7 separate regions of the Mus musculus genome follow, and all the other regions are linked to region 2. Evidence: chromatin loops called from intact Hi-C (ENCODE). Cell type or tissue: heart. All regions are shown on one strand. Region 1 overlaps Kctd17 (potassium channel tetramerisation domain containing 17). Region 2 overlaps Ncf4 (neutrophil cytosolic factor 4). Region 3 holds the start of Gm36644 (a long non-coding RNA gene). Region 4 has its middle 20 kb from the start of Mir7676-2. Region 5 has its middle 3.2 kb from the start of C1qtnf6. Region 6 has its middle 4.6 kb from the start of Csf2rb. Region 7 overlaps Csf2rb (colony stimulating factor 2 receptor, beta, low-affinity (granulocyte-macrophage)).

Region 1 (4,000 bases), 180 kb after region 2:
CCAGGTTTGGAGAGAGGAAGCAGGGCCAGTGGAGGGAGGGGGAGGGGATGAAGGGAGGGGGAGGGGGAGGGGAATGATGGGTGAGGGAGAGGCCGAGCTGCCTGACAAGGGAGGCCTCCCAGACTGCTTAGCACAGCCCCAGCCTGGCTCTACACTGCTGGGGTTTTACCTCTGCCTGGCTTCTGCTGTGTGTGACCAAGGGTTATCATGCCCTTGTCTTCCTCTATGGGAAGCAGAGATGCTCAGAGTTGCCTAGCTACCCATGCTCACAAGATGGTATCAGTAGCAGCCCAGCCCCCCACACACACCCGGCCACACAGCATGGGTAAATATCCACTTCATGGAATCAGGCCATCCCCGGGTAGGTACTCACTCAGGGCTAGCATTTCAGAGCTCAGGCCTCAGGCCTTTGAGGGATGGGGTGAGACATCACCTCCCAGCCACGGGGACTAAGGAGGTGAGGGCCTGACTCCACTGATAACCCAGAATGTCTCCTGTCTTCAATCTTGTGCCACCCATATTCCACACGTGGCTCTGCCACCCTTGAACTGGTGACCCTAGGCATGTCCCTGAACCTTTCTGAGACTCTCAGTATAAAATTTTGTAATCCGTAAGGGTCTCAGAAGGAGTGAGTCCCGTACGCGAAGCATCTGGCACATAGTAGGTGTTCAGGGCATGGTTCCCATACGCGAAGCATCTGGCACATAGTAGGTGTTCAGAGCATGGTTCCCTCCTTTCCCATCTAACGTTCCTGCCCTCCCTCTATGTTATGGGCTGGGGAAGGAGCAGCCGAGTGCCTGGTGACCTTGGACATGCCCTCCATGTGAGCGTCTTACCCACAGGTGCCACCTAAGCATGTATACCGAGTGCTGCAGTGCCAAGAGGAGGAGCTCACACAGATGGTATCCACTATGTCCGACGGCTGGCGCTTCGAGCAGGTGGGCTGGGCACAAGGGACACCCTAAGCCTGTCCTTTCTAGCCTCCAGCCCCTCCCCAAGCCCTGTGGTCCTCGAGTGGGACTAAGCAAGACTACAAAAGTACCTGCTGGTCACAGGTGGGCTGGGAAGGAACGAGGCAGGGAACCCTTGCTACTGGGCATCCTGGTCACTGGGGATCTGCACAGCAGCCAGTCTCTGGTCCTCAGGGACAGCTCAGGTGTAGGAGATCAGAACCAGAGTTGAGTAGATTTCCTGTCATGCCCCAGGCCTGACCTCCAGGGTCTCATGACACAACCTGCATAGGGCTAAACATCCCTCTTTCCTGGAAGCCCCAGGTGGTGGCTTCCCACGTGTGACTAGCCAGGCCCCCAGGCCATATGTAGGGCACCATGGGAGAGTACTGTTATCAGCCACGCTATGCATCTTAGGATACTAGGGGCGCAGAGGCCCAATATGAACTCAAGTTCTAAACAGCCTTGAGAGTGAGAGAAGAGTTGAGCTAGCCCACAATGTACCTAGCTTGCCAACTTCTACTGCATGGAAACTGGAAAAGGCTGGCCTTCCAGGATAGCCATTATAAGGAAGACCAACCAGCCAACTGGGACGGGAGGATACCCTCTCTTCCAGCGCTGCCCTCTTGTCAGTCCTCTGACTGCTCCTCCCCCAGCCTCTGCAGCCTGGGATGTGAGCTCACCGGTACCTCCTTTATAAGGCCTTTGTGACAGTGAGAAGAGCCATCAGGAAAGGTTCTAGTTTGGGACAGGACTCTACCCATCAGCACCAGTGTCACACCATTCAAAGAGGCCACATCCACAGTCCAGACATGGAGCCAGGAAGTCAGTGTCACCCTCAGTTGCATAGTCTCGAAACACCTAGAAATGATGTGTGTGAGTCTGTAAGACTCCAGGGAAGAAGTGGTGGGCTCTGGAACTTGGTCCCTAGCCTGCCTCTTGCCACTGGGGTCCTCTGATAGTCTACTGTCTCTCCTGCCCTCTGCTGGCAGAGAGGGTAATGTTTTTCTTTGCCCGCTGAGTTGGTCCCAAGAACTCGCATCTCTTCACAGTTTTGTCAGAAGGGCCATACAGACAGGACACCGTTGAACAAAGGAGGCCTTTGATCTGAGAAGCGAGATGGGGGGAGGGGGAGAGGCACTGAGCAGTTGCTCTAAGAGACTAGGCCAGCAGGTCAGGGGCCACCAGTCTGGGTCCTGTAGCCTGGGGAGTTGGCTGCTTCTTCTGGAAATAAAAGGAATATTCCATAGGCTCTGCTCTGCCAACCCTAGCCTGCAAGCCTAGTCCTGAAGCTGCTGCAGCAATGTCAGGGTGAGGGGGGCCCCACTTGTTTCAGGAAGTGGCACCCGGTTGTAGGGTATAGCTGGGGGGGGGTGATACTACTCTCTGTTTCGGGGTCAGGTTCAGCCATGCTTGGGGAGGTGTGGGTGGAGACCAAGGAGCCTGCCTTCCTAGGCTCTGTGCCTCTGGGAGACCAGGAGCTTCCTGCACAGGCTGGTGCCTGTGTCTCTCCTGCCCCCCACCCCACCCTTCATCCCCGTCCTATTGGTGTCTCACTCCAGCTGGTGAACATCGGCTCCTCCTACAACTATGGGAGTGAGGACCAGGCCGAGTTCCTGTGTGTGGTGTCTAAGGAGCTCCACAGCTCCCCACACGGCCTGAGCTCCGAGTCCACTCGCAAGGCCAAGGTGAGTCCCTGCCCTGTGCGAAGAAGGCACCCCCCTCCCCCATTCTGCTGCTTCCTCCTCCCTCCTGCCACACCCACATAACACTCATGGTCATGGTCACAGCCAACACCATCCATCCCACGCCACCACAGTCCAGTCAGCTCACACCCTTGGCCCAGGCTGGGGAGCAGACAGGCAGGACCATTGCAAGGCTCCAGACAGAGCGAGCTTGATGCTGCTTTTCAATCACGTGGCATCAAAAGGGGTCACGTGGGCAGCTGTTGAGGCACGAAGTAGAGCACACTGAAGCAGGGGCACACTGTGGCATGCCGCTGTATATGACCTCCGGCAGGTCTCTCTTCTCGCATCTTTTGCTGGATTCTCTGTGAAGGGAGTGGTGGGTCACACGCTCTGGTGATTCCAGGCTGGAACTCCTGGGTTCCCATAGGTTGCTGTATTTCCCAGGGACTGGTGACCGCCTGGTCACTCATCAGCCTAGGTCAAGATATCCTAGCCTTCTCCAGGCTTTTTGGGTAGCCTGCTTGAAAGGTGTCAGGAGCCCTCTGGGCTCCGGCCTAGGCAGCCAGTTCCCAAGAGCACAATTGACGGGCAGCCCGTGGGAGGAATTGAGTAGGGTCCTGCCCTCTTGGGCCTGCGGTAGGGCCATCAAAGAAGAAGGCATGCTTCAGGTTGGGAAGGTGGGAGCTATGCCCATGTGCTGGAGTCGTAGGAACTCCGGCTCCCTGTGTGTTCCTCTTCCCACTCCCCAAGCCAGTGGCTGGCTCCTCCCTGCAAGAATGCAGGGTGCCCTGCTGCACTGACCCCCTCCCTGTGTCACCAACCTGGCCCAGGCTGCCAGACACTGTTGCTGGCATCTAGATCTGGCTGGTGACTGCCCTGGGACAACCTTGGCTTCCTGCTCTGGACCCATCCTTCCAAAGTAAGGCCTTTCCAGGAGCCGGCGGGCTCCTCTTCCAGCCGTCCCCTTAGCCGGCTCTCTAACAGCAGCCTGGCTGGGCTCTAAGCCTTCCCTCTGGGCTAGGGAAGACCCACCAACTGCTTTGGCTGCAGCCCTCCCTCTCCCAGAGGTCCCTTTCATCCTGCCTGCCCCTCAGTCCTGAGGTCGGGGGTCCCTGCGGACAGCCGCCCGCAGCCCCGCCCCCTCGTCAGTGTCTCCACTCTCTCTTCCCTGGTCGGCGGCGGGTGCACAGAGCACGGACGAGCAGCTGGAGGAGCAGCGGCGGCAGGAGGTGGAGGAGGTGGAGGTGGCCCAGGTGCAGGTGGAGGCGGATGCCCAGGAGAAAGGTGCAGCCCGCCCCCAAGAGGACGATTGCTAATGACAGCCCGGGCCTCCCGCCCTCTCCCTGCTGGAGCAGCTGCCGC
Region 2 (4,000 bases):
GGGTGCACAGCATGAAATGCCATGGCAAAGAACAGTGGGATGGATGCAGGAGGGCTGTAACCCATAGGGAGGCCAGCGAGGCGGGGGAGCAGGGCAAGCTAGGCACAGAGTTTGGATTCCCCCCTTCCAAATGTGAACCCTACCTGCTCTGAAAGGACCACCCACTTTGTAGTTGGGGGAGAGTAGGGTTTTAATCGAAGTCCTCTGCAAACAGAGGGGCTGTATCAGCACCCTTCCAAACCCTCAGTTTCCTTACCTACAGAGAGGGACACCACAGTGGTCAAGCCCTTCAAAGACTCAGCGTTCTCTCTGTCTCAGCAATGCTGTCCCTCTCCTCAGGCCTTGTTTGACTTCACTGGGAACAGCAAATTGGAGCTAAGTTTCAAAGCTGGAGATGTGATCTTCCTTCTCAGTAAGATCAACAAAGACTGGCTGGAGGTAAGCTGGGGAGAGGGGTTCAGAATCAGGAAGACTAACTAGAGGCAAGAAGGAGGGTGATGGCAGAGTACATGGATGATGGGGTGGAAGTGGAATTGGAGGTGAGGGTGGAGGTCAGATGGAGATGAGATTGGAGGAAGGGCTGAGGTGGAGGTGGAAGTGGAGATGAAGGTGGAGAGAGGTTGGATGTAAAGTTAGTGATGAGAATGGAGGTGAAGGTGGCAATGAAGGTGGAGGTGAGGATGGAAGTAAGACTGGAGTTAATGATGGGAACAAGGCTGGGGTTGATGATGGGGTAAGGGTGGGGGATGGTGGTAAGGATGGGGGTGAGGATGGAGGTGAGGATGGGGGTGAGGATAGAGGTGAGGATGAGGTGAGGATGGAGGTGAGGATGGGGTGAGGATGGAGGTGAGGATGGGGGTGAGGATGGAGGTGAGGATGGAGGTGAGGATGGGGGTGAGGATGGAGGTGAGGATGGGGGTGAGGATGGAGGTGAGGATGGAGGTGAGGATGGGGGTGAGGATGGGGGTGAGGATGGAGGTGAGGATGGAGGTGAGGATGGGGGTGAGGATGGAGGTGAGGATGGAGGTGAGGATGGGGGTGAGGATAGAGGTGAGGATGAGGTGAGGATGGAGGTGAGGATGGGGTGAGGATGGAGGTGAGGATGGGGGTGAGGATGGAGGTGAGGATGGAGGTGAGGATGGGGGTGAGGATGGAGGTGAGGATGGGGTGAGGATGGAGGTGAAGATGGGTTGAAGTTGGGGTTGAGGATGGAGGTGAGGATGGGGGTGAGGATGGGGGTGAGGATGGAGGTGAGGATGGGGGTGAGGATGGAGGTGAGGATGGAGATGAGGATGGGGGTGAGGATGGGGGTGAGGATGGGGGTGAGGATGGGGGTGAGGATGGGGGTGAGGATGGAGGTGAGGATGGGGGTGAGGATGGAGGTGAGGATGGAGGTGAGGATGGAGGTGAGGATGGAGGTGAGGATGGGGGTGAGGATGTGGGTGAGGATGGAGGTGAAGATGTGGGTGAAGATGGAGGTGAGGATATAGGTGAAGATGGGGTTGAAGTTAGGGATGAGGATGGAGGTGAGTCTGAGGTGAGGGATGAGGCAAAGGCAGAGGCAAGGTTAGAAGAAAGGTATTTTTGAGTGTTTTACAGGCAGACACCATGAGAGATCTGGGGAAGCCCAAGGATAGAAGTCCTCTGTTACAGTCCTGGAGGTCCTGGCAGGGTTGGGTGACCTGTGGGGTGTCCTGTTTTTGATCCAGATGTGTTGGTGAAGCAGAACATTCATGCCACAGCATATGTGAGGGAACAGCTTGCAGAAGTTGACCCTCTCCTGTCAGGCTGGTTGTGGAAGTGAAACTAGGGTTGTCAGACATGGTAGCACCCTCTTTATCCCCTGAGCCATTTCACAGCCTCCTCCCCCCACCCCTGCCATTCTCTTTAATTTCTTGATCACTAACAAGGCTTCTAGGAACTGACACTCTTTGGGGGTGGGGTGGGGTCGTGGAGACAGATAATTCCTGGGAAAGGGCAGGCTATTTAGGGAAGGAAAGGCAGTCAGGGTGTTTAGCAGTACCCTGGTCTTCCCACTAGGTGTCACCAGTGCACCTGGTCACAGCAATCACATAGGTTTCTCCAGGTTTGCTTTGTGGGGGTCAGACTTTCTCCACTGAGAGAAGTGAAGGCTCATATGTAATAATGTTACTTCCCTAACCAGCAGCAAGGATGACTGATTAAGAGTGGGTGTCCGTGCCTGAGGCAGCTCGGTAGAGGAGCTCTCACCTAGTGTGCAAGGCTCTGGGTCCCACTCACCATACTGTGAGACAACAGAAGATCTAATGCATTTCTAGCTGTCCTTGTGTACCTCAGGAGGTTGCTTAACCCCGTGGTTTCCTTTCCTGTGAATGATGAAAACAGTTTCTTCAGTGGTTCCCGTCAGGGACAAGGGAGAGGCGGATGTCCTCCAGGCCTTGGCCCCAGAGAGTCTAGGTGCCTCGTTCCCACTGCATGTGAGGGGACTGGGAAGTCTTGAATGTGACCCTGAAGCTGGGCCCCCTTGGGTGTTTCTTTGCTCCACACTGACAGGGAATGACTGTGCCAGGTCCCTGGGTCTGGTCATCTCTATCATAATATTGTCACCGTTGGACATTCTCTGGCCCTCACTGTGTCTGAAGGAGGCAGGGTTCCCGGTATCCTGAGGCTGGGCAGGAGTGGGAGTGGCAGGTGTAGGGATATAACACTTTGAGCTTCTGCCTCCTTGTGCACTGGGTCTCAGAAGCCATGTCCACCCGAGCAGTGACTGTTGTGACCACCACTGTCATAAGAGGAACTGTTGACCGCTTTACTGTCTTCTGGAAAGTCTTACTGTCTAGTGTGTCGTCACTGGCAGACCTCAGGCTGCAGGAAGGGCCTCTGTGGCGTAGGAAGAGGAAGGAGCCTCAGTCTGCGAGGCAGCGGGAAGAGGATGTGATTCCTGGGGCTGCGGAGATCAATCAGGCAGCAAACAGGACCTGAGCTCAATCCCAGAGCCCACACACTAAAAAGTCAGCCATGGTGGCTTGTGCTTATCATCTAGCTCTGGGGGAGACAGAGACAGAGACAAGCCCTGGGACTTGCTGTCCAGCCGCAAACCAGCTACAAATTGGCCAAGTTCCAGCTTGCTTTCTGTCCCTGTGATAAACACCAAGGCCAGAGGCAACTTGGGGACAAGAGGGTTTACTTGGTTAAGTTATAACGTTTCCATCCCTGAGCGAAGTCAGGACAAGAAATAACCTGGAGGCAGAAATGAAGCTGAGGCCATGGAGGGGTGCTGCTTACTGGCTTACTCTCCATGGCTTGTTCAGACTGCTTTCTTGTACAACCTGGGACCACCTACTCAGGGGTGCCCCCATACAGTGGGCTGGGCCCCCCACATCAATCGTTAATAATAATAATAATAGTAATAGTAATAATACTCCAAGGACTCTCCCACAGGCCAATCTAATGAAGACATTTTCTCAGCTGAGGTTCCCTCTTTCTAGACAACTCTCTTTGTGTCAGCTTAACAGAAACCAGTCAGTACGGATGAGTCCCAGGTCAATGAAAGACCCTGTTTCTTTTTATTATTATTATTAGGTATTTTATTTATTTACATTTCCAGTGCTATCCCAAAAGTCCCCCATACCCTCCCCCACCCACTCCCCTACCCACCCACTCCCACTTCTTGGCCCTGGCGTTCCCCTATATTGAGTCATATAAAGTTTACACGACCAATGGGCCTCTCTTTCCACTGATGGCCGACTAGGCCATCTTCTGATATATATTGGATGGATCCCAGGGCCCCCAATGGAGGAGCTAGAGAAAATACCCAAGGGGCTAAAGGGATCCCTATAGGTGGAACAACAATATGAACTAACCAAGACCCTGTTTCAAATAGGAAAAAAATGTAGATAAAGACTGGAGTGACATCTGAAGTAATCCTCTAGACTACATATGTACACATACACAGACACATGTATGTACACACTCACATAAATGCACACACATGCTCACATGCACATCTGCATATGCATTC
Region 3 (4,000 bases), 170 kb after region 2:
AAGGCAGAGATGGGGGGCAGGGAGATGGACAAAGGTAATGAAGCATTGATATTTAGGGATTTGGGGGTGGGGGTAATTTTTGTGACATTTCTTTAAGCCTGAAGATGAAATGCTTTTGGTTTGTTGTTATTTTTTGGTTTTTGTTTTGGTTGTTGCTGTTGTGATTGTGGTAGTGGTTGTGATTGTGGTAGTGGTTGTGGTTCATACAGCTTGTTTGAGTCCATCTCGCTGGGACTGCTAACTGGACCCACATTCTGAAAACAAGGTACAGAGAAAATTGTTCTCATAATAAAAGTGGTCATAATAAAATAATAAAAGTATAATAAAAAATAATAAAAGTGGTTAAGGATTCAGCTTAAAAGCCCAGCACAGAGACAGACAGAAGGAACACCCAGAACCGCTGGAGGACAGACAGCCATTACACTGCGGCTGTGATCTGAAATACACTTGAGTCTATTTCACTCTCTGATCAAAGGGGCTTCCTGCAGACCTGGACTGAGTGCTGTGTCCTGGATACAACAGGCTCACAGAATGTGGGTTGGGGGAAGGTTGTTAAAGATGGCAGACCGAACAAGTCAGAAGAGACGCTGGGGGGACGGGGGCTGCAGACTGTCTATAGGTGTTCCTGGAGCTAGCTAAGATGATGAAGGGATGGATTCTCCAAGGGAGCTTTGTAAATAAGGGCTCTGCTTCAGGTGAGACTCAATGGTTCTCACCTTTCCTAATGCTGTGACCCTTTAATACAGTTCCTTATGTTGTGGTGACCTCCCAACCTTTACATTATTTTTTCAGCTGCTCCATACTGTAACTTTGTTACTATATGAATCGTAATGTAAATATCTGTGTTTTCCAACGGTCTTGGGTGACCTATGAGAAAGGGTTGCTTGACAACCCCTTGAGGGGTTCAGGATAAGAACCACTGCTCTACAGTGTAGATCTTTGAGCAGCATCCAAGGACCAATCAGAGGACGTGCTTCCCTGGAAGGGCACTGCAGTGAGCCACTCCCAGTAGTGAGGGCTCCAAAGAATGCCCCTCAAGTCCCACCCCACTACCCACCAGAAAACAAAACTAGCCAGCTTGAGTCACATGTTCTGGTCACAAGAAAGTCCCACCAGAAGAAGCTTTGCCCTTCTGTTCTGCTTGAATCTTTAGCTGACAGCAGGAGCTGACTCTGTAGAAAGAGGTCACAGGTGAGTCCTGGGCCAGGACAGAGCAGGACCTTCCCTCTGGATCCTCCCTTGACAGCCGCCAGCCACAGCTACCAGCTGGACTGGGATTAAAGTGATCACTCACATCTGCCTGGGGGCGGGGGGTGGGGGTGGCCAGAGCTGGGATTCAGAGGGATGCGTGTTGTGACGGTGAGAAGAGACAAACAATTCGCAGGTCAGAGACTCGGTCCACGAGCCCTGCTTCTGAAAACCCAACCACCTAGAGCACAGCGAAACTGCAAACTGGAACAGGTGGGCTGGTTGGTAAGTGTGGTTTCCTTCTCCTCAAGACAGAGGAGCCTAATGCGCGCCCCCTGCTGGCTGAAGGGAGCAGCTTCCAGGCCCAGGCCGTCCCATTGGCGCCCCGTTACTTCTGCATCACCAAGTATGTCTCTGAGAAATGTGAGCAGACAGACCTTTGTTCTTTCCTTCCTTCCTTCCTTCCTTCCTTCCTTCCTTCCTTCCTTCCTTCCTTCCTTCCTTCCTTCCTTTCTTCCTTCCTTCCTTCCATCCTTTTTCCTTCCTTCCTTCCTTCCTTCCTTCTTCCTTCTTCCTTCCTTCCTTCCATCCTTCTTCCTTCCTTCCATCCTTCTTCCTTCCTCCATCCTTCTTCCTTCCTTCCATCCTTCTTCCTTCCTTCCATCCTTCTTCCTTCCTTCTTCCTTCCTTCCTTCCATCCTTCTTCCTTCCTTCCATCCTCTTCCTTCCTTCCTTCCATCCTTCTTCCTTCCATCCTTCTTCCTTCCTTTCTTCCTTCATTCCTTCTTCCTTCCTTCCTTCCATCCTTCTTCCTCCCTCCCTTCCTTCCTTCCTTCTTTCCTTCCTTCCTTCCTTCCATCCTTCTTCCACCCCCCCTCCCTCCCTTCCTTCCTTCCTTCCATCCTTCTTCCTTCCTTCCTTCCTTCTTTCCTTCCTTCCTCTTCTGCCTCCTTTCTTTCCATTTTTCCTGGCTGACCTGGAACTAGCTATATACACACCAGGCTGGCCTCAAACTCACAGAGATCCCCTTGCCTCTGCCTCCTGAGTACTGGGATTAAATGCATATGGCACCAAGTCTGGCCTCAGACTGCCCTTTCACAACACAAGTGGAGTTGTACAGGCTTCCCATGGAGTGAGAGACAGTTATGGACCCTTCCTGTGAGCTCAAGGGGAGGGTGGAGGACTCACCTAATTAACCTACCTACCTATCACTTACCTATCTATCTACCTACTCACCTACCTATCAGATATCTATTTATCTACCTATTTTTGAGACAGGGTCTCAGCAACCCAGGCTGACCTCAAACTTCCTATATAATCAGAACAACCTTTAACGCATGATCTTCCTGCTCTCACCTCCCAAGTTTTAGGATTAAAGGTGTACAGCCCCACCCTGATGTAGGCTTAGATTTTTTCAAAACCTACTTTTAATAAGGGTTCTCAAATGCTTCAACCCTTCCCCCCCCCCTTTCTAGCCCACCATCCAAAGGTCGGGGAGAAAAGATGGTAAACAGGACAAGGGACACAGACCTGTTTAGAAGTAGTTTGGGGGCGGGGGGAGTCCAATCTCCACTTGTCAGCAGTCCAGTTCAGTAGTGTCAGGGTAGCAAACCTGCGAGATCCAGCAGAAACCGCCAGGCCACGCAAGCTTCCTGTCACTGTCCATTGAGTCTCTCTTAAACTCTCTCCAAATATCACATGTCCATCACCTGTCCTCCCACAGGTCTCTCCTCAGCAAACCCTGTGAGTCTGCATCACATGACACAACCAGAAACTTTCACTTCACCTGGGCTTTCTCCAAAACCAAATCCTGAGACGGGATTGGTGAAAATCTGCTAAAATTCTAGAACATTCCAGGTTACAAAAAAAAAAAAGAAAAAAGAAATTGGTGACACGGTTGTTAGGAACACTCAGGCCTGTGAGTCTGTTCTCCCCACACACCCAAGATGTTGATTTGACCTAGGCTCAGTATACCATAGCTGTTCAGTGATGGGAGCCAACATTCGCTACCTGTAAGGACACTGGGAAGTTGGAAGGTCTGACGGGGCTGCAGACCTAGCTACTCAGATGTCATGAGTAGAGGACCACGGGGCAGATTTGGACCCTGGACTTGTGAAGCATGTTGCTAAGTAAGAATAGCTCCTTTGGCCAGGTAGCCACGCATGTGCTCTCTGAACCTCTTGATCCCGTTCTCTCCTCAGGTTAACACAAGGATAAGCAGCAGAGCCCGCCCCCAAGCGGGGGCGGAACTGACTGTAACAGGAGGAACCAAACAAGGACTTGAAGCTAACTGGGATGTTCTGACATTCTGAACTCGGAGGTGGGGAGAACGGAATGATTGACAGCTTCATCACAGAACTGCCAGCAGAGATGACGCAAGCCACTCAGAGGCTGGGTCCTGCTGAACCGAGAAAGCTCAAACCAGGATAGCCCACAAACGATGTGCTCAGATGAGAACCCAGGGTTGTCCGGAGTCCCTCTGAAACAGCGACTTGAGGGTCACTTTAAGCAATGTCCGCCACCCTGCCCTGGAGCATTTAGGGGTGGCCTCTCTTTCTGCCTTCCCTTCCAACCCCAGCAGGGAGTATGGGTGGTAGGATGGTTCATCCATGGCTAATGAAGCAGCCTTTGACTCAAGAACCAATCTTGATAGAAGAGCCTGCTGGCTGCATAAAAGCTGGTAGTCCCTGGCCTCTGTGTAGGTAGCACTATGAGTGCCCATCTCCAGTCCTTGCATCCTGACTGACTGCTTCCTCCCAGACACTGTTGGTCTCATCTTATAGGTGCAGGAATAAGGTTCAGAGGGTATAAG
Region 4 (4,000 bases), 110 kb after region 2:
TCTGCCATTTGGAGAGACAGGGAAAGAGAACACTTGAGAGCACACAGACACGCATGCGCGAGAAGCACCCACACACATAAAGATAAACACATTTCTAAATTTAAAAGGTAAAAGCTAAGCAAGAATCTTTCTGATGTTTTCAGTTTAATGCTCAGTTTGATTCCCTGACATCTTGGAAGCTTTCTTAGCGGGGGAAACTGCTGGGCTCCCCAGAACACCACGTGACTTGGACACACACCCTTGAGAGGTGAATGTCCTTAGCCAGGGCTCATTAAAGCAGCGGCTCTCAACCTTCTTGATGCTGTGACCCTTCAATACTGTCCCTCATGTTGCGACCCTCAACCATAAAATTATTTTTGTTGCTGTTTCATAACTGTAATCTTGCTACTGTTATAAATTGTAATGTAAATATCTGCGGTTTATGGCAGCCTTAGGTGATCCCTATGAAAGGGTCATTTGACCCCAAAAGGGTCACAACCTACAGGTCGAGGGCTACTGCTCTAGAAAGACAAGCAAATAGAAAAGAAGGAGAGGAAATGGTGTCTGGGGGATTACTTTACGTGATTATGGACCCTGCAAAGCCTCAGCGGGCTCTCTTCAAGCTGGAGACACTGGGATTTCCTATCTTGGCTCAATACACATTTAAACACGTCCTGTAATGTTCAATCTAGACTCACAGGCTGGGACTAGGAGGTCTATTCCTATAAATCCTGCAGTTGGGACTGAAGGGGTTTTTGTAAAGGTGTGGTATCTCAGGGCAGCAGAAAGAGTGTCCCTGCTCCAGGAGAGGGAAAGATGTCTGTCCTCTGCCTTTTGTTCTTCTATCTGGGGTTCCAGCCTATTGGATGGTGGCTGCCCACAAGGGTGGATCATCCCAGACTCAATCCACTGACACGACAGTCTCCTCTGGAAACCCCCTCCCAGATACACCAGAAATGAAGCTTCCTAGATGGTCCCCAGTCCAGCCACATTGACACCATGGCAAGTATGGCTTTTAATATCTCCCAAGAGTGATGAGAACAACTCATCTGTGCCCACACATCAGCTGCAGGTGCCTTCTGAGAGAGATGGCTACTCCTTCCCTCTGCCTGTTAAGTCTGAGTCAAAAGCAGCCCACAGGGGAACGAGACAGGCCTCTAAGGAAGAGACTGTGAGAAACCTCTGCCATCTGGAAGAGATCTCAGAAGGGAACCTCGGTCATCCCTAGTGGACATTCAAACCTGGATAGAGAGGAGGTCTGTGTGGAGATCTCAACAGAACAGTGCCTGAGGAGTGGGGAGAGTTTCAAGGACTTGGGCCTTTCTCCTGGTTTCTAACTTGAATCCTGAATTGGGGCCTGGGGGAGGGGGTGCCCACCAAATCCCAAAGATGTGGTGGAAAGAAAGATAGAAAAAGCCAAAGGCATTTTTAAAACCACATATGGTCCGGAGAGATGGCTTGTGGGTAAAGCACTTCCTGCTGCTGAAGAGGACCTACATTTAGTTCCCTGTACACAGCTACCTGAGACACCAGCTTGAAGGGGTCTGACCTTCTTTTAGCCTCCAGAGGCACCAGCGTTCACATGCACAAATGCCACCTCCCATGCACACACATGCACATACATACATCTGTGTGTATGTGTTCTGTTTTCTAAAATAAAATGTGTTGCGTTTGTAATCAGATTTGTTTGTTTGTTTGTTTGTTTGAAGACAAGGGTCTCACTACAAAACCCTGGATGTCCTAGAACTCTCTATGCAGACCAGGGCTGGCCTTGAAATCACAGAAATCAGTCTGTCTGCCTCTCAAGAGCTAGAGCTAAAGGTGTGGCACCACTATCCATGACTTGTAATTAGATTTTTTAAAGAAAGCTATTAAAGATTCCTTGGTAGAAGAATGGATCAGGTAATTCCCTCTAGGGCAGTTACTTTGGTAAACCTCAAGCTTTCGGGGGCAGGGAGTGGGGGACAGTGGATCCTGGGGCCACCTCAAACCCCTATCTGAGGGGCCAGTTTTCTCCCCTCTGCAGCCCACTGAGGTTTGATCGGAATGGTGCTGCCACCTAGAGGTCAGCACCCTGCATTACTTCAACTCTGCGGCGTCAGACCCTCCCGCTGCAGATCTCTGAAGCCTTTGAAGTCTGGTGGTCAAGACAAGGAAAGAGCAAGCAGAATGAGCTGTGCGGGTGCATCTATGCAGAGCTCAGGGCCAAACGGAAACTCGGACCTCTTGTGCAAACATTGCAAGGAATTGCAAAACCCTAACTGTAGATAGAACATTAAACCTAGTGTGGACAGGTCCAGAGGTGGTGAGTTATCTCAACCGATTGCTCACAGTCAGTTAAAGATAGAACTCCATGTTCTACCCTCCCCCTTTTAACTAGTGCACTTGGTTAGTCTAAAAAGAAGAGGAGGAGGAGGGGGGATGAGGAGGAAGAGGAGGAAAAAGTAGTGTGAGGCTGTCCCTTCTTGCACACTTGTATTTGGGTGGACGCTAACAATGAATGCCTCTGTTGTGTTAATATCCAGATGTGAACAGACACACATGTTGGTGTACATGCCACAGTATTGCACACCTGTTTGTAAGAGCCACTATACCTCTGTTTAGCTACCGCAGCGACAGTGTGTATATATGTCCCTGTGTGCCACATAGTGCTCGTGATGAGAGCAAGCCTCAGTGTTCTGGAATGTAGGTCCTATGTCTCTGACTGGGACAGCTGGGGGACAGCAAGACACAGAAGTGCCATTATCTGCACTCAGACAAGTGGAACTTTGGCATGGCCTCTGGCAGCATGAGAGTGTATTCCCAGCAAGCCCAAATTCCAACTAAACAGCCAGTCCAAGGCAGATCCATGCTACTGGGGGCTGAGCATCTTACTCCAGCCAACACCGGGCACATGCTCCTGACCTCTTTTCCAGAGCCTTAGCTGACAAGGCTTGAATTGGACATTCCTTCCTTTGTCCCTCCCAGCTGGGCATGGACCAACTGCTATTCAGAGGGTCCAAGAACCTGAAAGCCATTCCTTTGAAATAGAACCAACAGAAACAGAACCACAGCTTCATAGCAGCCAGCAAATACAGATGACCTGACCACATTTGTCCCCAGAGTCCCCACTCTCCCCTTCTATACCCCCATTCATCCATTCAAAGGTCCAGCCAATCAAAAGGAGAAGTGAGTCACTTCCTCCCCTTTGTCAGTAATATTAAATCAAAAGGCCAGGAGGCCATTGTTTTTTGCCTCAATGGATCAAGCTGGTAGGTACAATGAACTCATCATACCAAAGTCCCAGGGCACCAGGTATGATGGCTAATCTTGACAACTTGACTGCATCTAAGATCGCCATGGAAATGAACCTATGAGCGTGTCAATGAGAGATGATCTAGATTGGGGTGATCAATGTATGAAGACTAATTAGCAGTGGTACCATCCTATAGGCTGGGGCCGTGGCCTGAATAAACAGGAGAGAGTACACTAAGCACTCACACTCAGCTCTGCTTCCTTCCCTGGGACTCTCAACAATTGGATTATGGCCACCCACAGAGGTGGACCTTCCCCAACCGCTTCCTGCCTGTGGATGCACTGTGGACAGCTGCCTCCTGCTCTGCATGCAGGTTTCCCTGGTCATGCTGGACTGTGCTCCCTGGAACTGTAAGCCCATGGAAACACTTCCTCTTGAGTTGTGGTCCAGGATTTTGTCACAGCACCAGACAAGTCACTACAAATCGTTCCTCTGACCTTAAGGAACAGCTACACTTCCAAGGCAGGATAGTGGGGCTCTCTCTGACTTAACCCTGAGCACAGCAAGGTCTCCTGAAGTCATCTGGGGGGCGGCCCAGGACTTTTTATGCTTTCCTATCTCCCCTGCAAGTGAAATAAGTCACTTTCTTTCTTTCTTTCTTTCTTTCTTTCTTTCTTTCTTTCTTTCTTTCTTTCTTCCTTCCTTCCTTCCTTTCTTTCTTTCTTTCTTTCTTTTTGTTTTTTTGTTTTTTGTTGTTGTTGTCTTTCAAGACAAGGTTTCTCTGTG
Region 5 (4,000 bases), 280 kb after region 2:
GCCAGATTCTTCTAGTCTGGTGCTGCCTCCCAAAATGACTTGGAGTTCTCAGGTCCAGTCAGGAATACATTGGCAGAAGAAAGCAGAGAGGGGGATGATAGCCCTATAAGGGCCACCACAAAGCTCACACTGGCATGGCTCTGTGTGGCCCTGCCGGAGCAGCATTCTTGAGGCACAGAGCCAGACCTGCAGAGAGGCTACCCGCTTCAAGCTGCAGCCACCAGAGCAAAGGGCTGAGTCAGCGGCCCCGGGGGTGGGAACAGCACCAGGCAGTCTCAGATCTCTGGGAAGAAGGCCGGGAAGATGGATGAAAGAAAAGATGGACGGTCAGGGAGAAGCAGGCGAAGGGCACAGTAGTGCAGAAGGCTGTGTGCCTAGCACTGTGCACCCCACTACACTCCGCACCGAACTATACAGGGACAAGGCTGCTCATCCGGCCCTAGCAAACCAGAGGCTGCCGGCTACTGACCTCAGACACGAGGGCGTCCAGGCACATCAGGTAGACTTGAGACATGAAGTCCAGCTCTGGAGTAACAGACAGACTATGGCTCTGTCCCATGTCTTCTTTCTAACTTCATGACATTGGGTAAGTCCCTAATTCCCCGAGTCTTTGGAGGGGAAGCAGGGGCGGGGCTGATATGAAGGTTTCTCTGTGTAGTCCTGGCTGTCCTGGAACTCACTCTCTAGACCAGGCTGGCCATGAACTCATAGAGTTCTGACCACCTCGGCTTCCCCAGTGGTGGGATTAAAGGTGTGCTTGACATTTCTCTGGGTCTTAATAACCCTGGGCCGAACGATCTTGAAGAGTCCAGGATTGTATGAGTGTCTGGGAACAGCCAACCAAAGGGTATCTTGCTACTTTGGTTAAGCCCAGTATGCAGAGGTGTGCACCCACTTTTCTCCGCACACCCACCAGTGGATACCTTCTTATACTCTTTCACAGCCTTTGCCAGTAAATGTATACCCGGACACAAAAAGCCAGAACCAGGTCTAAGGCCAGAGTCCTACAATATAAGTGTTTGTTTCTCTGCTCATTCCTGCCCTTTCTCCCAGGAGGCAGGACAATGACTTACTGACGCCAGAAGGCAGCCCTGTGTAAACTGTGAATGGTAAATCACAGTTGGAGTTCAAGGTCATTACCGAGTTAAGGTCTAAACAGATAGGTAGGAGGTCGCCATCTCCTGGAGGGAGTCAGCGCGCGCCCCAGCACCCAGCACCAGTACCTCAGCAGGCAGTCCAAGCCTGGCTGGGGAGCAGAGTGTATTCCTCCAATCCTCAGCACCCCAGAAAGTAGGCAGAGTTCCAGGGCCCAAACCGTGGAAGCCTAGTAAGGGGAGGAGCCGAGCATATCCGAAAAGCGCTAGAATCTATTCCAGCCGAGCAAACCGAACAGAATTGAATCCAGCCGAGTACGGCCGAGAAGAACCGAATGGAGACGATTTTTTCCGAGCCTTAAAGAACAGTCGGGTCCAGCCGGGTAGTTCCGATTGTGGCCGAATAAAGCCGAATCTGAGCAAAGAGGAGGAGCTGGTGCTCTGAGGTCCAGCGGCGCCCCCTGGCGGACACAGAAAGAACTGGGTTGACCTGAATGGGAGTCATTGTATCACCTTGCTGTCTGATGGAGTTGTGAAGTGCACTTCAGGAATGAGAAAACCGAGGCTCCACCAGGACCTGAGGTTGGCTCATGGGCACTCTGAGCTAGGAAGTGAATGATCTGGGGTTCCCCTGATTGCGTGTGGCCAAGAACACCCGTGCCACTGCCCACACATAAGTCAGGTCGTGTTTGTCCATTTGTTACAGCCAGAGCCTACAGAGAACTCCCTTTTAGAGAGTAGACAGAACTCAGACATAACCATAGCCTCACAGATGGAGAAACCAAGCAGGCTCTGCAAGTGTTGACCGAGGGCGGCGGAGCGGCAGTTCCCATGAGCAAATATTGACACATTTCCTGATCATTAAAGCAGAAAGTCCGACTGAAAGAGGACATTCTGTCCCTTCTCTGTAAAGCTTTGAAGCCTCCTGCTTCCACCCCAGGTCTTAGTCTCCTCACCTGAAACAGGATGGTAACAAAGGATGTGGCCGGGATCCCAGGTCTCTGGGTCCCTATGGGGCATGAGGTGTGGCTGGGCACTCCTTGGAATGAGTGAGAATGGGAAGCTGTCTGTATGTGTGTACATACTCCAGATTCACCCACACTGTACAGTGCCCTGAAGTGCCTGTCCAGGGCTGCAGGGCTTGGGACCTTAGGCCTCCAGGAAGCAACTGAGGCCATGTGGTCTGACTGTATATACTTCCAGGGGCATTGAAGGAGCTGACACTGGTAATCTCAGAGCACCCAACCCCCCAGCATCACCCTATCCACCTAGGAGGAGGCTGAGGCAGGAGGATGGCCCTAAACCAGAGCTGGGAAAATAATGTTCTTAGTCATCTTTCTTGTTCTTAGTTGTCTTTCTGGTCCTGATATTGGGCAACGACTGTAACAGCCCAGATTACCCCAGGAGGTCTTACACGTCTGTCCTGTAGACACTTCTAAAAATGCTTAAGCAGCACCTGTGGGCAGCAAACGTTGGCTCACTTACAACCTGAGCACTTCCTTGACCCAGTGAGGAAGAAGCCAAGGCAGGGAGAGGTTGATCTATGGACTCAAAGTCAGGAGGTTAGTAAACGGATGGGTTGGGACTAAACCATAAGGAGTCTGAGTCTATAGTGTCTACAGAGTGACATTCTGCCGTCCCTTCCTTGGCTCCTAGAGAAGCCATCTGGCCTCTGGGTTCAGCCTTTGGCAGCTAATGGCACCCATTCACCATGTGTTGCATGACGGATGAGCAGGTTGGTCGGTCAGATCTCGGGAACCGAGCCGGAGGAGCCACTAACACCCTATGGCATGTAGGCAGTGGTCTTAGTGAGAGACACAGCCAGAGCTTCAGAAACAAAGATTATTGTGTCGCCAGGAGCAGTGGTTCATGCCGGGGGTGGGGGGTTGGGGGTGGGGGAGTGGCACTTGGGAGGCCAGTCTACAGAGTAAGACTCTGCCATGAAAGAGAAAACAAGGGCTGGAGAGATGACTTAGTTGGGAAAGTGCCTGCTTGCCTTGCAAGAGTGAGGCCCTGAGTTCGGATGCCCAGTAGCCTACATTAAAAAGCAGCTCATGGTCACCTGTATCTCTAGTCTGGCATTGGGCTTAGTGAGAGATCCTGTCTGAAAGATAAACTGAGAGAGATTGGGGAAGACACCCAACACAGGCCTGCATATATGCATGCCTTAGCACACACATACACACACACATGCACACACACACCACACACACTGACACACACACACTGATACACACATGGATGGACACAAGCCACACATACAGACACACATACCACACAGAGAGACATAGACATACACACATTGACACACACATACCACACACACTGACACACACACTGATACACAAATACCCACTACACACAGACACACACCCAAGCACGCACGTGAATTTATTGTGACCATGCTGGAGTCCAAACTCCAGGAGCAAGGCATCTCCCTTGTAGCTTTTCTGAGCACCATGGGTCTGTTTTAAGGCTCCCTCTGTCATTTGGAAGGTTACCAGCACCCTCAGCATCCCTGGGCTTGGAGGAAGAATCATCAGCTTGGTCTTTGTTGGGGGGAGGGGAATACTGGGTTTTTAAGGCAGGGTCTCACTACATAGTACAAACTGGCCTTGAGTACAGGTAGTCCTGGAATCACAGGTGTGTGCCACCCCACCACCTTGTCCTTACCTCTATGTTGCTCTTGTTTGTATCTGTCCAAATCTCTTTTCCTGGGGACACACACTGTAGTGAGTCTACCCTATATGAATGTGGACTTCCTTCCCTACTTATATCTGCAATGACCTTGTTTCCAAAAGAAAGAGAAACAGGTTAAGATTTCAATACAGGAACTGGGGGGAACGCAATCCAGCCCCTCACAGGCGCTAACTCTCCAGGGCACCGTGACTTTACAGCCTGTGCCT
Region 6 (4,000 bases), 64 kb after region 2:
TAAGTCAAGTAATCCATTTTCTGCCTTTTGGTGTGTTTAAAAGCACAGGGGGTCAGAGAGTGTTTAAAACACAAAAGGGGTCATTAATCCTTGCTGGATTAAACAGTCTGTTACTACCAGAAGGAAACACTTCAATCAGAAAGCAAGCAGGGCTGCTGGGGAAGCCATGACTGCTGCCCCAGGAGGCCCTGCTCCAGGCCTGGCAGCTTCAGGATACTCTCATTAACTTTTGCATATTCCATGTGGAGACAGGGATGGATTCTGAGTTCAAGCCTGCTGGTTTTCAAGTCTCAAAGCAATAAGCAGCCCACCTGAAAACACACAAGACTCTGTGAAGTTCCTCGTTCTCAGGGCTCAGAGATGTGAGTCTCTAGTTTAGGAAGGCTTAGAGCTTGTTCAAACTGCAGCCTAGAGCTGTAGCCATTCTGCCTTTAAATGCCTGGAGCCACAGTCTCCTTTTTGTCAAAACCTAGAGCTACAAGCCCAGCCTGTAAGCCACTTGTATTCAGAGCTCAGGACTGCAAAGGCTAAGGAGGCTGAGCCTTGCCCACTTGTAGTGTTTACCTGAATAGAAAAAATCTTCATTGGTACACATAGAAGGTCCCTGTGAGACCAGAAGGAAGGTTTTCCAGGTTCATCTGCTTATCTGTTCTGGCTTCATGGTTTTATATCATCGACAATTCTATATCTTCAGGGGGATGATTTTCCAGTTCCAATATTTCACTTTCATGTCACTTCCTAGGTGTGGACTGGATGTCCCCACAGGAAGGCCTGAGTTTGAGACACATCTTTCCTTGCCCAAGAAAAGGGGGTCCCAGTTGTAAGGAGCTCAGCTGAGCTCCCAACAGTTGTAGTGTCTAAGGGAAATGGAAAGGACAAAGGCATTCTTCTGCAACACTTGCTGGGTTCAAAAAAGCAGGAGCCCGGCCCAGAGGACGCAGCCATTGCTCTACTGTTTCCCCTGAGGAAGGTAGACAGAGGGTCAGATGGGTCAGCACATACATGACCCTCTCTATTGTTGAGAGAACCCAGAACAAAAGTTCTGGCAGTCTGGGGAGGCTCTGGAAAGGACTGGGAAGGCATGGGGTGAAGGTTACAACTGGAAAGAGGATATGTGTTGTCAAGGACTTTCTCTTTCTCCTTGGGGACCTCACCTGAGGTGCACCATTAAAGACCGCAGCCCAAGTTGTCAGAGAGGGATCCAGGCATAGGACAGTTGGCCAGGAACACAAAGATGTAGAGAACCAAGACAGTCTGGTGTACCCAGTCCTTGATGTCAGTGCCCCTCAGAAACTTAAGGTTAGACCTTGAGTGGAAGTCAGTCTTCCTGCATACACCTACCAGGCAAACTTTGGAAAGAATCCTAGGCTTAGGAACTGCATAGATTTTGACCATAACCCAGCTCCTTACTAAGGTGAGTCCCTTGGTGGGCAGTGTGGTTAGGCTTTTCCTGGGGCAGAAATTGAAGCTTCAAACTCTCTGGTCACAGAAATCCTTGCCAGGCAGAAAGATCTGTACTGTGCAGGTCTCTTAAGCAGGAAACCCACAGAGGAGCCAAGCTGACAGTGCACACTCCTCGCTGAAGCTCTTCTCCACCGGGCCACCTAGTGGCCAGCCCTTGATTGCAGCCCCTTCCTGAAGTCACAGCCCCTCCCAGGACAAGAGGGGAAGTTCAGGGAAGCAGGCCCAGAAAGACATTCTTCAAGCCTGCCCTGTCCAGCCCAAGGCAATCCCCTCCTGACCTTGCCACAGCAGAAAGAGACATCACCTTGGGATTTAGCACCCGAGAGAAATCGGGGTCAGAAGCTTCTCTCCAGCAAATCCAGCCAGGGACTTCCCTGTCAGGGTGGAGCATTGCAAGCTCTGCCTGGACAGCTGTGGTCTTCCTTGCAGGGGGAGAAGAAGGGGGTGAAAAGAGGGGGAGAGAGAGAGAGAAAGAGAGAGGGGAGGGGAGGGGAGGGGAAGGGAACGGAGGAGAGGGACAGAGACACACAGAGAGACAGAGACACAAGATAAGAACAACAAAAAGACCCTACCAGGCTAGGCTTGGCTTCCCCAGCTGTCATGGATCCAATGTCTCCTGACTGCTGTGCTCTCCCTCTGCCTTACTAAACAATCAGAAAATAAAAACTTTGGCCTTCCTTTGGAGAGCTCTTTTCCCAGGGATGTTCCAGAGAGCAGATTCCCATCTCTCCCTGTTAACTGCTCAGCATGCTGCTGCAGAGGCTCTGCTGTGGTGTGTGAGAAGTTCCCAACCTGGTGGATGTGACAGAGACTCGGAGGTCTCAAGTATAAGATCTCCCATGGGTGCTCCCTCGGAGGGCTTTAAAGTGAGCATGTTTGACAATTAGATTATTCCAGGATGGAGAGCAGTGGCCCTCTGTCAACTGCATGAAAGGCAATGTGGAACATCCCAGGAGCAAACATTGGGTCAACAGCTGTTCACTGACAAATGTCTCTACAAAGAAGCACGCCATCGTGCCTGTCTCTGCACAGCGTTAAGAGACACCCTCCACATCATTGTGACAGAATTCTTAACTGTCAGAGGATGAGTTGGTATCTTGTTTAAGGGACTTCCTTCTTGATTTTTTGGTTGCTCATTGGCCAAGTCCATAGGGCCAGGTCTGAATGACAGCCCAGGCTGCCTCCAGCTGTCACAGAACAGTTTGGGCATAGCTATCTTTTGTCACCCACCACACCACCAAATTCACTGAAAGTGAGGAGCAGAGCAGGTTTGGAAAAGCCTGGGATGGAGAGATCTGGGATGCTCTCCTCCTCCAAAACAAGCTGTGTGAGTTGCGGCTTTGTTTTGTTTTGTTTTGTTTTTCCATTTACAATGTTCATAAATGTGGCGACTTAATTGGCAAAGATGAAAACGTCTTCGGTGTCTATACCGTTGTTGAGTACAGGGAATTGATTCTACACTAGTCCATAACTAGCTGGTGCTTGAGTTGTATCAAGGGACAGTGAAGTTAGAGGTCCAAACTCGGAGCTTGGGTCTTAGGAAAGCCAGACTTGCCAACCAACTGTGGACTATATCACTCTATAACAGTGTGTTGGCCAGCCCAGGAATCCTGTTAGTGAGACACGTTTGTCACATACCTAGGACTGCCAGGAGCATCAAAGCCACTGGGAGCTTTGATTGATCCACAGGCATCTGTCCTGCCCCATGTGAGCACAGTGCTGTGTGTGGTACCTGTGTCCTGGGTGTGTTTAGACCTGTGACAGCTGGAATAAGCTTGATCCTGGCAGCAAGCGCTGAGCTGCAGCAAACATGCTTTCCTCAGAATAGAAGGAGCATCATGCCTGCCCTTTGCCCTCAATGGTAAGCTTTGTTCCTTCCTGCCATTAAGACTTGAAAAGCTGTGTCCTAGACACTGAGGGGTAAGAGCTAAGGAAGGGCTGTATGCCTGATTCTGAAGAGTCATGAATGAGCATATCGGTGTATGTGACTTATTGTGAATTTATTCATGGTGGGACAAGTACCGTGGTCAAAGCAACATAGGTGAGGAAAAGACCTATTTCAGGTCACAGCCCACCATGGAGGGGAAGTCGGGGCAGGAACTCAAGCAGAAGTGTGAGCCATGAACCGTGGCAGGACACTGTGTGCTGGCTGGTTCGTAGGTTCATGCTTATGTAACTATCTTATACAGCTCAAGATCACATACCTAGGGAATGGTACCGCCCACAGTAGGCGGGGCCCTCCTACATCAATAAGCAATCAAGACAACTTCTGTGGTTGCTCATGCCTTTTGGAGGCACAGGCAAGCTGATCTCTGTGAGTTTGAGGCCATCCAGGGCTGCATAGGGAGATGCTATCTCAAGCCAAGAAACAGTCAAGACAACCCCATCTGATCTGGACAAGTCCTCACTTGAGACTGCTTTCTTAGGAGACTCTAGGCTGGTCGAGTTGCTAGTTAAGCTGACTAAGACGTGAGGGAATATATGGAAACATATTTAAAACTTCACTTGTATAAATTATGGTAGAGTTAATATGTAT
Region 7 (4,000 bases), 83 kb after region 2:
GTGTGTGTGTCTGTTTCTGTGACTCTCTGTGTGCTTGTATATATGCTGTGTGTGTCTCTGTGCTCATGTGAGTCTCAGTCTCTGTATTTCTGCATGTTTCTTTGTATGTATATGCATGAGTGTTTGTGTGTGTGTGTGTGTTGCTCATTGCCAGACACTGCCCTTGGATAAAAGCAGGGACATAGTAGAAACTAATGAATGCTCCCTAACAGAAAACAGCCAGTGTCCTGTGAGCTCAGTGAGGAACTCATGTGGTCAGAGTGCCCGTCATCCCACCGCTGTGTGCCCAGAAGATGTGTCATCCCCTATACACGATTTTCCATCACAAACGAAGACTACTACTCCTTCCGGCCAGATAGTGATCTGGGCATCCAGCTCATGGTGCCACTTGCCCAGAATGGTGAGGAGCGGAGGTCCTGCCTAGGCAGTGGGTGCAAGAGTGGGCAGGATACTGGGATGGGCTAGAGTGAGGTTCTCCCAGAATTAGGGACCATGTCTTGGGGTTGGAAGAGATGTGATGTGGGGACTCTGCCCAAGGATGATCCTGTTCCAGCTGCTTCTGCCACCTATCAAGCCACAAAGCTTCCTCCACAGGAAGAGCTGTGCCTGTGCCTCCTATAGGACTTTCCAGGTGACAGAACTCTGCTCTCTCTTGCTTTCGCCCATGGCTGCAACACCTTGCCCTATTGCAGAGGTCCTCTGATTTTTGTGGAGCAGAGATGACCACAATAGGTCACATTGTCAGGCTCTTTCCATGCTTCTGACCCAGAGCCAGGGTCTGCGCCACCCTCTCTGGACCACCGAGTGTGCAGGCAGCAGGCCCACAAGGCCCATTGTCACAGCATGACCTTAAGTGGGGCCAAAAATCATCTGTGTGGTTCTCTTGGGGACTGTAGCCGACATGTCACCCACACTGCAGAATAATGGGAAAACCATGGCTTGTATTGTTCTTCTAAGCCCCAGCTTAGATGTCAGACTCTCAGGGGAACACTGTGAGTCCTCTTTGCCCGCCAACAATGTTAGATTGAATGCTCTCATCACATCATTGCTGCTGGTGTCTGAAAGAGTCCCTGCCCCTGGGGCTCAGAGGTGCAGACTGAAGGGTTAGGCATCAGCTGCCACATCCAGGGATGGAAAGCAAAGGGCTCTGGCAATCAGGAAGGGCTTCCCAGAAGGAAGGAAGGAGCTCTGCAGCCAAGTCCTTGCTCTGGGAGGATCACAGAGCCAGAAGCAATTCTTAGCCAGGAAACCACGTGTGCAAAGGGGGCTTGCAGGGGGAGATCTGAGGGAGTGGGGCATGCTGGGTACACCAGGCATGTGCACTGTGTTCCAGGAAGCATCGAGTTCCAAAGGCTAGACAATGGCAGGGAAATCATGGGATACAGACAGCTGCATCTCTAGCCTTGAACTAGGGAAGGGGGGACAGGGAAAAGAAACCCTTAGCCTGATGTGACAAGACAGACATGGGGTTACAATGAGCTGCAGTGGGACAAGAAGAAGGATAAAGGCTTCTGTCTGGGAACTGGAGTCCAAGAAAGTCATCAGGGCGGTCCTACACTTATGCAGGGCAAGGACAGTCAGTGATAGGCACTTGAACTGTGAGGAGGCTGTGTGGCAGGAGAAGAGGCTCCCTGGCTCACAGCACCGTCTGCTGGTCAGAAAGCATCAGTGCACAGCAGGGCAGGAGGAGGCCCCACTGAGGAGAATGTAGGGCAGAATTACTGTCAAATCTGCAGTTTGCAGGTTTCAGGCCTGAAGCTGAATGGTGTGAGCCAAAGTGGCACCCAGATCACCAGGCCACCCGCAGCTCCCTCGGTGTGCAACCCGATTAACCCTCTGCTTCCCTCTCTATAGTGCAGCCACCACTTCCCAAGAACGTCAGCATCAGCTCCTCTGAGGATCGTTTCCTGCTGGAGTGGAGTGTGTCCCTTGGGGATGCCCAGGTCTCCTGGCTTTCATCAAAGGACATAGAGTTTGAGGTGGCTTATAAGCGGCTTCAGGACTCCTGGGAGGTAGGACCCTGAGCCGTCTGTGTCCACCCTTGGGTGATGGCATGTCAGGTTCCTCCTTCAGCTCCCATATCTCCACAGGATGCCTACAGTCTCCACACTAGCAAATTTCAGGTGAATTTCGAGCCAAAGCTATTCCTACCCAACAGCATCTATGCTGCCCGTGTGCGCACTCGGCTGTCCCCGGGTTCAAGCTTGTCTGGGAGACCCAGCAGATGGAGCCCAGAGGTTCACTGGGACTCCCAGCCAGGTAATGGAGCTGGGAGGACATGCCCCTTTTAGGAGACTAGAAGTGGGGACAGTCTAGGTCCGAGTAAGGCTCCAGGATCTGCCCTACCTCGACATTGGAGCCTCCCACCAGCCCTGTGTCCCCCGTAGTCTCTCTGGGCCACTCTGTGTCACACACTCTTGGCTCTCTGGCAGCAAACATGTTCTGTTAATGACCTCAATAGCAGCAGCAGAGGCCCATGTGTTTACAAGCGCTGGGCTGTGTGTAGGGTCACCTGAGTCCCTGAGTTCATTCAAACACTCAATATTTAGAGCTGGCTCCTCCCTCACGATGGCGCAGACGTACTGGATTCTTCCCTAGCTGGGGACACACAGCAGGCAGGCTCAGAGCACAGTGGGCTGATGGTCACAGCCAGGTCTGCTGCCCTCAAGGATCTCCTCTGTGTGATTAACCTCGTGCCCCAACCATTGAGGGAGGGTGGACTGACTGAATGAGGGTATGTTGCCACAGGGGACAAGGCCCAGCCACAGAACCTTCAATGCTTCTTTGATGGGATCCAGTCCCTCCACTGCTCCTGGGAGGTGTGGACCCAGACGACTGGCTCTGTTTCCTTTGGGCTCTTCTATCGCCCCAGCCCTGTAGCTCCGTGAGTGTCCCCTGTCCATCTTGCCTTGTTTCTTCTTATCCCCAGGACCATACCTCTTTGAGGTCTTAGATGGATCTGACATTCCCCCAACCCTGCTCTCAGCTCAACTTATTTCCCTAGGGAGGAGAAATGCTCTCCGGTGGTGAAGGAGCCGCCGGGGGCCAGTGTCTACACCCGCTACCATTGCAGTCTACCTGTGCCTGAGCCCAGTGCACACAGCCAGTACACAGTCTCTGTTAAGCACCTGGAACAAGGGAAGTTCATCATGAGCTATAACCACAGTGAGTGTGCCTGCCTCTGTCTGAGTTCCCAGTACTATAGGGGTCCATTGAGTTATGCCAATAAATACAAGAGCCTCTTAGGCATCTTTGCTTTTGCCACTTTCAAAGAATTGCAGATTTTTCACTCAAAGTGATAAAAATAACTATTTTTGGATTAGGTGTATGTCCCAATGGGTGAAAGCCATTGATGAACTGGCTTGAGGACGTGAGTTCAAATTCCAGCACCCACATAAAAAAAAATTGAGCGTGATCATATCCAACTGTCAAGAGACAGGGGGATAGTTGGGGCTTTCTCGATACTCACCAGATCTGGGTTCAGTGCAAGATCCTGTCTTAAGAACACAGAAAGAAGACAAAAGCCATCCTTCTCTGGCTTCTGCATGCCTGTGTTTAGACCCTGTCTTAGGGTTTTACTGCTGTGAACAGACATCATGACCAAGGCAAATCTTATAAAAACAACATTTAATTGGGGATGGCTTATAGATTCAGAGCTTCAGTCCATTATCATCAAGGTGGGAGCATGGCAGCATCCAGGCTGGCATGGTTCAGGCAAAACCTAGAGTTCCACAGATTCATCTAAAGGCTGCTAGCAGAACACTGAGTTCCAGGCGGCTAGGATGAGGTTCTTAAAGCCCACACCTAGAGTGACACACCTACCCCAGCAAGGCCACACCTAATAGTGCTTCTCCCTAGTGCAAGCATATACAAACCATCACAGTCTCCCATACCCCCATGGAGGCATATGCAACAGAGTGAGAGATAGAGACAGAGAGATGGAAAGAGACATTGAAAGAAAGTTTATTCTAATATGTTTCTACTGTCTTCAAGGACAGGG

Evidence for each region. A loop is a pair of places that touch in the nucleus more often than their neighbours do. Peaks named below come from ENCODE experiments on the same cell type or tissue, not always from the same donor. Only the 100,000 strongest peaks of a DNase experiment are listed, where the experiment ranks them.
Region 1: it touches region 2 in a loop (2.6-fold over the local background); 15 of 42 quality-filtered maps call a loop at or near these places.
Region 3: it touches region 2 in a loop (9-fold over the local background); 15 of 42 quality-filtered maps call a loop at or near these places.
Region 4: it touches region 2 in a loop (7-fold over the local background); 7 of 42 quality-filtered maps call a loop at or near these places.
Region 5: it touches region 2 in a loop (2.2-fold over the local background); 4 of 42 quality-filtered maps call a loop at or near these places.
Region 6: it touches region 2 in a loop (5-fold over the local background); 29 of 42 quality-filtered maps call a loop at or near these places.
Region 7: a loop joins it to region 2, with 9 times the contacts of the local background. A loop is called at or near these places in 25 of 42 quality-filtered maps.

The regions. Positions count from the first base shown.
Region 1 is chr15:78,433,073-78,437,072 of GRCm38, forward strand. It overlaps Kctd17 (potassium channel tetramerisation domain containing 17), which reads left to right. Exons shown (of 8, transcript NM_001289671.1): 3 at 1-4; 4 at 843-938; 5 at 2,513-2,638. Among named protein-coding and RNA genes, the nearest start is that of Kctd17, 6.5 kb to the left of the region's middle. In heart, CTCF peaks have their summits at 1,923 (motif pointing left) and 3,949; DNase peaks (open chromatin) are centred at 2,049, 2,809 and 3,489; H3K4me3 peaks cover 644 bases; H3K27ac peaks cover 1,423 bases; H3K27me3 peaks cover 1,625 bases.
Region 2 is chr15:78,255,592-78,259,591 of GRCm38, forward strand. Ncf4 (neutrophil cytosolic factor 4) reads left to right here. Exons shown (of 10, transcript NM_008677.2): 7 at 340-438. Among named protein-coding and RNA genes, the nearest start is that of Ncf4, 13 kb to the left of the region's middle. In heart, a CTCF peak has its summit at 2,037 (motif pointing right); DNase peaks (open chromatin) are centred at 1,920, 1,970 and 2,840; H3K27ac peaks cover 1,043 bases; H3K27me3 peaks cover 430 bases.
Region 3 is chr15:78,421,254-78,425,253 of GRCm38, forward strand. Gm36644 (a long non-coding RNA gene) reads right to left here and starts at 3,446. Exons shown (of 2, transcript XR_001781711.2): 1 at 2,719-3,446. It overlaps Gm41355 (a long non-coding RNA gene), which reads left to right and starts at 1,015. Exons shown (of 3, transcript XR_875463.3): 1 at 1,015-1,191; 2 at 1,385-1,473; 3 at 3,390-3,478. In heart, a CTCF peak has its summit at 1,528 (motif pointing left); DNase peaks (open chromatin) are centred at 1,498 and 3,355; H3K4me3 peaks cover 189 bases; H3K27ac peaks cover 413 bases; H3K27me3 peaks cover 2,671 bases.
Region 4 is chr15:78,366,980-78,370,979 of GRCm38, forward strand. No RefSeq gene overlaps it. Among named protein-coding and RNA genes, the nearest start is that of Mir7676-2, 20 kb to the left of the region's middle. In heart, a CTCF peak has its summit at 2,045 (motif pointing left); a DNase peak (open chromatin) is centred at 2,252; H3K27me3 peaks cover 3,061 bases.
Region 5 is chr15:78,530,824-78,534,823 of GRCm38, forward strand. It overlaps a transcript of C1qtnf6 not described here. Among named protein-coding and RNA genes, the nearest start is that of C1qtnf6, 3.2 kb to the left of the region's middle. In heart, a CTCF peak has its summit at 1,550 (motif pointing left); DNase peaks (open chromatin) are centred at 68, 558 and 1,378; H3K4me3 peaks cover 998 bases; H3K27ac peaks cover 1,862 bases.
Region 6 is chr15:78,319,402-78,323,401 of GRCm38, forward strand. No RefSeq gene overlaps it. Among named protein-coding and RNA genes, the nearest start is that of Csf2rb, 4.6 kb to the right of the region's middle. In heart, a CTCF peak has its summit at 1,609 (motif pointing left); a DNase peak (open chromatin) is centred at 1,660; H3K27ac peaks cover 995 bases.
Region 7 is chr15:78,338,590-78,342,589 of GRCm38, forward strand. Csf2rb (colony stimulating factor 2 receptor, beta, low-affinity (granulocyte-macrophage)) reads left to right here. Exons shown (of 14, transcript NM_007780.4): 4 at 213-400; 5 at 1,855-2,012; 6 at 2,091-2,259; 7 at 2,749-2,884; 8 at 3,005-3,165. Among named protein-coding and RNA genes, the nearest start is that of Mir7676-2, 8.0 kb to the right of the region's middle. In heart, a CTCF peak has its summit at 1,665 (motif pointing left); DNase peaks (open chromatin) are centred at 1,232 and 1,642; H3K27me3 peaks cover 521 bases.